Linked DNA regions of Homo sapiens: region 1 is linked to region 2. Evidence: read pairs that join two places in POLR2A ChIA-PET (ENCODE). Cell type or tissue: MCF 10A. All regions are shown on one strand. Links, peaks and the distances in the headings refer to the core of each region. The heading gives the core; the rest is flanking DNA. Region 1 overlaps PDGFRA (platelet derived growth factor receptor alpha). Region 2 has its middle 24 kb from the start of RASL11B.

Region 1 (2,912 bases), core at 161-2,660, 1.4 Mb before region 2:
GACAAAGATGGGAAAGACTAGCGGAATATTTGTCATGGCACCTGGCACATACAAAGGACTCCACAAATGTCAGCTGCCATGATGACTACTGTTCACTTGTTTTCAGAGCCAGTTCCCTGCACATCCTTAGCAGGAGCCCGCACATCCTGAAGAGCCACATCTAAGACAGTGGGGCTGTGCTCCCATGGACCTGTAAGTCCATTACACTTAAAGTTTGAAGAATTCACTACGTTAAGTCTGTCATTATTCTTTCTCAGTTTTTCAACTCACAAGCCTTGGTTGGAACTTGAGCCGTGTGGCCATGTGGCTTGGGCATACAATTCCTTCTACCCAATCAATTTAGCACCCATTTGGTGTCCACCAAGTAATTTATTATGAAGTGAATTCATTGTACTTTCTGATCTTACAGAATTTCTTACCTACAGAGTTCTTTATAGCCACTTGTAGATTTCTGCAGTAGGGATCACTATCATTGACGTCATTTATAGGTCCAGGTTCAGCAAGGACCTCGAGCTTGGAGATCCACAGACAGTTCTTGCAAGGTTCCAGAACTCAAGCATCCCTGGCCAGAGCTGCATTTTATAGGTCTAAGTGGATCACATGTAAATAGCAGAAGAGCTCCCAGAGTCATTCTAACTCACTCTCATTCAAACCTATCAGCAAGGCCTTCCCATGTGACACCCCAGTCCAAAACACCTTTAGACATCATGCATCTCTCTGCATGACCATGGAAAGACTGGACAGGGTGGTTTGACTCTAAGTCTTGCTACCTTGGGCACTGAATCTGCAGACATGATATCTATCAGGACATGGGTCTTTCCATTTGTGATGCCTGTAAGATAATGATAGACAGCAACATCTCTCTTTGCACCCACCTCCGTGTGCTTTCATCAGCAGGGTTCAATCCAAAGATATCCAGCTCTTTCTTTGGCTTCTCTGGGTGGTGGCTCAGGAAGCTATCCCTATTCTTATGCAAATAGTTGACCAAATCTCCATAGAAGCAATACTCTGTGATGATGTAAATGGGGCCTATGGGGACAAAAGCCGTTAGGAGATGGGTATGAAAATGAAGAACAGAAAAGCCATGAATTGTCCTGCAGACCATATGGCACAGAAAAAAATAAGATACCAAAAAAGTTTTTTTTTTTTTTTTTTTTTTTTTTTTTTAATAAAGAGCCATGAATGGCTATGACTGGACTGGCAACAGATTTTGCTCAAAAACCAATGAGCTTCCATCAATTCAAGGGACCAGTCAGCTCCATTCAAGGGACTTCTATTCCCTGCCATGTGTGGGGATGGAGAGTGGAGGATTTAAGCCTGATTGAACAGTTTTCACAACCACATGTGTCCAGTGAAAATCCTCACTCCAGGTCAGTGAGCCCACCTGACTTGGTGCAGGCTCCCAGCAAGTTTACAATGTTCAAATGTGGCCCCAGGTGAGTCATTATCTTCAGTTCAGACATGAGAGCTTGTTTTTCACTGGATCTGGCCGTGGCTGTTGAAAGAATAAATCACATATCAGTCCAGCTGAGCTACCAACTTCCTGTTCTCAGAAAAAAACCAAGAATATGACTAATCCTGTGATTGGATATCATTCTATTTACCAGAAGTCTAAAAGAAGCAGATAGCTACTTGGCCTCAGTGCTAATAACTAATTCCTGGTCTTTCTAGTAAAAAGAAGTCACTGGAAATAACAAGCTCTTAATTTTCCAACATACAGGCAGCAAGAGCAATCTAAATAAACCTAATCTAAATACACATAAAACCTGGAGTCAAAATAATCAGGACCTAGTCCTAAATGTCTTATTTACTAGCTGCATGATTTTGAGAAATTCCCTTAATATCCCCATGCTCAAAAAATCCCCGTGCTCAAAAAATCCCCAGGAAGGAGCACTTACGTTTTAGCATCTTCACTGCAACTTTCATGACAGGTTGGGACCGGCTTAATCCATAGGCTGTTCCTTCAACCACCTTCCCAAACGCTCCAGACCCCAAGACCCGACCTGTGGGCAGGCAGAATCATTAACACCCAAAAACTCCAGACGCCTCCTCAGCTTTCTGCACCGTAGCCAGCTCTCTGCGGGCGGACAGCTGGGCGAGTGTCTTTCCTGTTTGGAGTAATCATAATGACTCCTCCAAGTCATCGTGTCAAAAAAGGAATTGAGCCCACAGGGAAGGAAATTAGCATAATTGCTTTTGTCGAATAACACTTGCAAGGGAAAGAAAACACAGACGGGAGAAAGGAGGGTGCAGCCCTCCCTGGTGTGAGCGCGCTGTCTACCAGCTCCGTGCTGGGCCAGCCCCTGGGATCCTCTTGCCTTCGGGGCTCTCACCCACACCTCCTGGCTCTCTCCCCTTCTGTTTTCCATATGCAAACAGGGGCATCTTTTGTCTTAGTAAATTACTAGCCACTGGAAATACTTCAGTATTCAAAATATCACTGATTCTAAGGAGTGACTAAATAAAAACTTCAGGCTGGGCTCACTGCTCCCTATTTGTTAGGAAAGCCACTCTACCAAGAGCTAAACATGCCCGAGAGCACAGCAATTAGCTTCATGTTGGGAGGAGACATACGTAAAGACACTGAAGCTGTTGTCCCACCCTGAAAGAGCTCACCCTGAGAGAAACATTTCCCGGGGTGTCAGTCTCACCACGGATAGCCAAGCCAGGAAAAGACTTGGCTCATAAAAGACACTAACAGCCAACACTGCCTCTTACTGCACGTCTGTGTTACTGAAAATCGTACCTGGAAAGGTATTGCTTCACCAGCAATGCCTCTTGGTATAATGGGAATTATGCCCTTTTCCCCATATTTTACTACTTTTTAACTCCCTAAGCTCCTCATCCCTTGTTGGGAAATAGGCAGGAAAATAAAGAAAGCTTAGATATAAATATTTGAAATTGGGGGGCAG
Region 2 (2,912 bases), core at 148-2,647:
CATGAGAATGAAATTTAACCAGAGGAATATCAAAGCGCGATTTCAAGAGAATTGCATTGGTCCAGGAACTGATAGCATTTCCAGCAACCAAGTCTCAGAAGGCCCACGGAGCAAATAAAGAACATTTTAACGGTATTGTCAGGAGGATACAACTTGTCGAGGCAGATTTGCAAACAGGAAAGGGGGCAGAGACCGTTCTTGTCTAGACATCTGATTAGTGGGAAATTGTAGGATTATGAAGAGTGTGGATTTTTCTGGCTGACATTTCTGAGGAGGTCAGGCTTTCTGCACAAAGAGGTAAATGAGAGAAACATTTGTATCTGGTAGAAAATGCTGACTGGTCCTTATCCTCCCTTGGGCTCCAGAAGCAATTCCAGACCAAGAAAAGAGATTACTAGATTGAAACCTGCTGCCACTGCTTGGCACAATGGGCAGTTGCCTGGGAGGGTTTGGGCTTGAAGACAGAGGAGAACCGCAGCTGGAGGACACAGCTCCAGACATGTCTCTCCACTCCTGCCCCTGCTTCACGCCCTTTGATCTCCAGTCCCAATTTGCTTTCTGATCATGCTGCTAGCTGATCCCCTGGACTTGAGACCTCTGTTCTGCTTAAATAACAGCCCATCTTTTGTCCCCTCACCTCTGCCCCCACCCCTTCTCACCTGCCCCAGGGCACTTCAGAAACCTCAGTACTTTCAGGGTGGAAGTTACGGGGTGGGCAGACAAATAATTTCTGCATGGTGGCCATGAAGCCAGATGAAACTGGGAGTAGGTGTGGAATGATCCCATGGGCTCGGGCAATGGGTGGGACTGTGGAGGTAATGGGTGGGTTCCAAAAGGAAATGGGCTGAGAATCAGGAGACTTGAGGTTTTAGGATAGGTTTCTCATCTCAAAGGTGGAAAAATTAATAAAACTAGTGCTGCTCCGATCCCACCTGAGTTCTTTCTGCTCAGTGCTATTAGCCATTACTGCCTGCAGCCCTGGGCCACATTCTTTTGCCATGACCTAAGACAGGCAATGTCTGTGAGAAAGCCACAGCCCAGCTCCACGACAGGAACAGACATTGCAGCGAATGCAGTCATTGGGGTTAAAAAATACAGAGAGCAATTATATCAGTCTAGTCCCACTAGGAAAACAGAAACCACTCTGTATTTAAAACAGGGAATTGATTCAAGGGAATTTGTCACACTGGTGAGGGAAGAGACAAGCAGCCAAATGGGATGATGAGACCACCTGAAATAGGCAACAGAAGGAAGCTGCGGCTACCCCACAGCTTAAGGGACAAAGCGAGGAGATGGTGTAATCAGAGCCAAGGCAGGAGTCCCAGAAAGAAACCACAACCAAAGGACAGCCACCTCACCAGCAGCTGGGGCTGCTGGGGAGCAATGGGGAGGACACCATCCAACACAAGTAAGAAAAGGGAACAGAAGCATCTTGGCTTTTCTCCTTCTGCCCTGTCCTCCAGTCTCCAGTCAGACTGCCTCCAGTCAGTGCCTCTGCCTGGCTGAACCAAGCAGGAATTGCGCTGTCATGGAGCCTGGGAAACAGCCAGGGCATGGGCAAGTTGGGGCAAGTGAGACAGAGTAAGTGAGTTGGAGATTCTGTAGAATACTCTCCCAGCATCTGCTGCTTTTCCCTCTGCAACAACCAGAACTAAACCGCAAAACAAAATATTTGTGCCATTATTAGTTGAATGTCTTCTTCCCCTTGCCCTAGCCCTGCAAACTCAGCTCCATGAGGACAGGGATGGAGTCAGCTTTATTCCTTGTTATATCCCCAGCATCTAGCACAGTAAGAGGTCCTTGGTGGCTTCATTTACAATGTTGGTTACAAATAACTGAGTGAATGAATTGTTGTGTACTGTCCATCTTGCAAACAATTGATTCTTAGAGTAGGCTTGTGGGATTTTAGATATAGTGGAAGTAGCACTTAGACTCACCACAAGCTCTGAAAGGACTAGATCACCCAGCCCCTGGGATGGCACTCCTGAGAGCTCAACTGCATTCAACTTCAGCAAAAGATCTTAGAATGTAAATAGATGTAACTCCATTACCAGGAGTTACTGGTACTTAATACTACTCAATAACTATCACATTTTATAAACTGTAAAATGATGCTTTAATGTTAGAGATTATAGTAAAAAGTATTACTCTTTGCATGGGTAAGCCCACATTCTATATCTGCTTAAAATGGCAGTGAAGAATTTTAGAGTTTTTCCTTTTTAAGACCTGTTAACACTGGGGCACAGATAGAATTTCCAGGTGAGAATTTAAGCCATTTGGTCACAGGAAGAAAGAATGAAGGATAAGATGAGAAATTGTGTAGAGATAAATATTCAAATTGAGAAAAGAAAAGGCAGCATGGAGGAGCTTATACATTTCAGGAAAAGAGGAGCAAAGGTTGTGCAAGGAATGGAATGACCTAGAAACCACAGTTGCAGTGGATGCTGAGAGCTGTGTGATCAGAAATCAGTGAGAAGTGAATAAAGCAAATGCCAGTTAGGGCAAAAGCACCATTGAAACTTGACGGAAAGAGTTTTATTAAACCAGAAGGTGACTAACAAGTTGATGACCCTAACGAACAACCACAACAATAATAACTAACATCTGTTTATTGCTGACAATGTGCCATGTAGCCAGCTAATCCACCAATTCTCTGGACAACCATGTAAAGTAGATACTATTATTTTCCCATTTCACTTGCAGGAAACTAGAAGATATCTCTGTGTGTGTGTGTATGTGCGCACGCGCGTGCGTGCATGTGTGTGTCTGTGTGTGATTTTGTTTTGGTTTTGTAACATCTGCTCCCCATTCCTAACCATGCTCTGGATTCTTTTTGAGGAAAGTAGTAACTGGTTTCTAAGATGGCCACTGAACTTCACTTTCTGATATTCACGCTCTTGACAGTCCCCACC

Evidence for each region. ChIA-PET counts read pairs that join two places held together with the same protein. Peaks named below come from ENCODE experiments on the same cell type or tissue, not always from the same donor. Only the 100,000 strongest peaks of a DNase experiment are listed, where the experiment ranks them.
Region 1: POLR2A ChIA-PET joins it to region 2 with 6 read pairs; 1 of 35 experiments calls an interaction of 5 or more read pairs at or near these places.

The regions. Positions count from the first base shown.
Region 1 is chr4:54,276,479-54,279,390 of GRCh38, reverse strand. PDGFRA (platelet derived growth factor receptor alpha) reads right to left here. Exons shown (of 23, transcript NM_006206.6): 13 at 1,899-2,003; 14 at 1,385-1,495; 15 at 876-1,029. Among named protein-coding and RNA genes, the nearest start is that of PDGFRA, 49 kb to the right of the region's middle. RefSeq lists an enhancer at 712-1,235. In MCF 10A, for the core only: no CTCF peak of the experiment used is centred there; a DNase peak (open chromatin) is centred at 1,490.
Region 2 is chr4:52,836,536-52,839,447 of GRCh38, reverse strand. No RefSeq gene overlaps it. Among named protein-coding and RNA genes, the nearest start is that of RASL11B, 24 kb to the left of the region's middle. In MCF 10A, for the core only: no CTCF peak of the experiment used is centred there; DNase peaks (open chromatin) are centred at 1,037 and 1,547.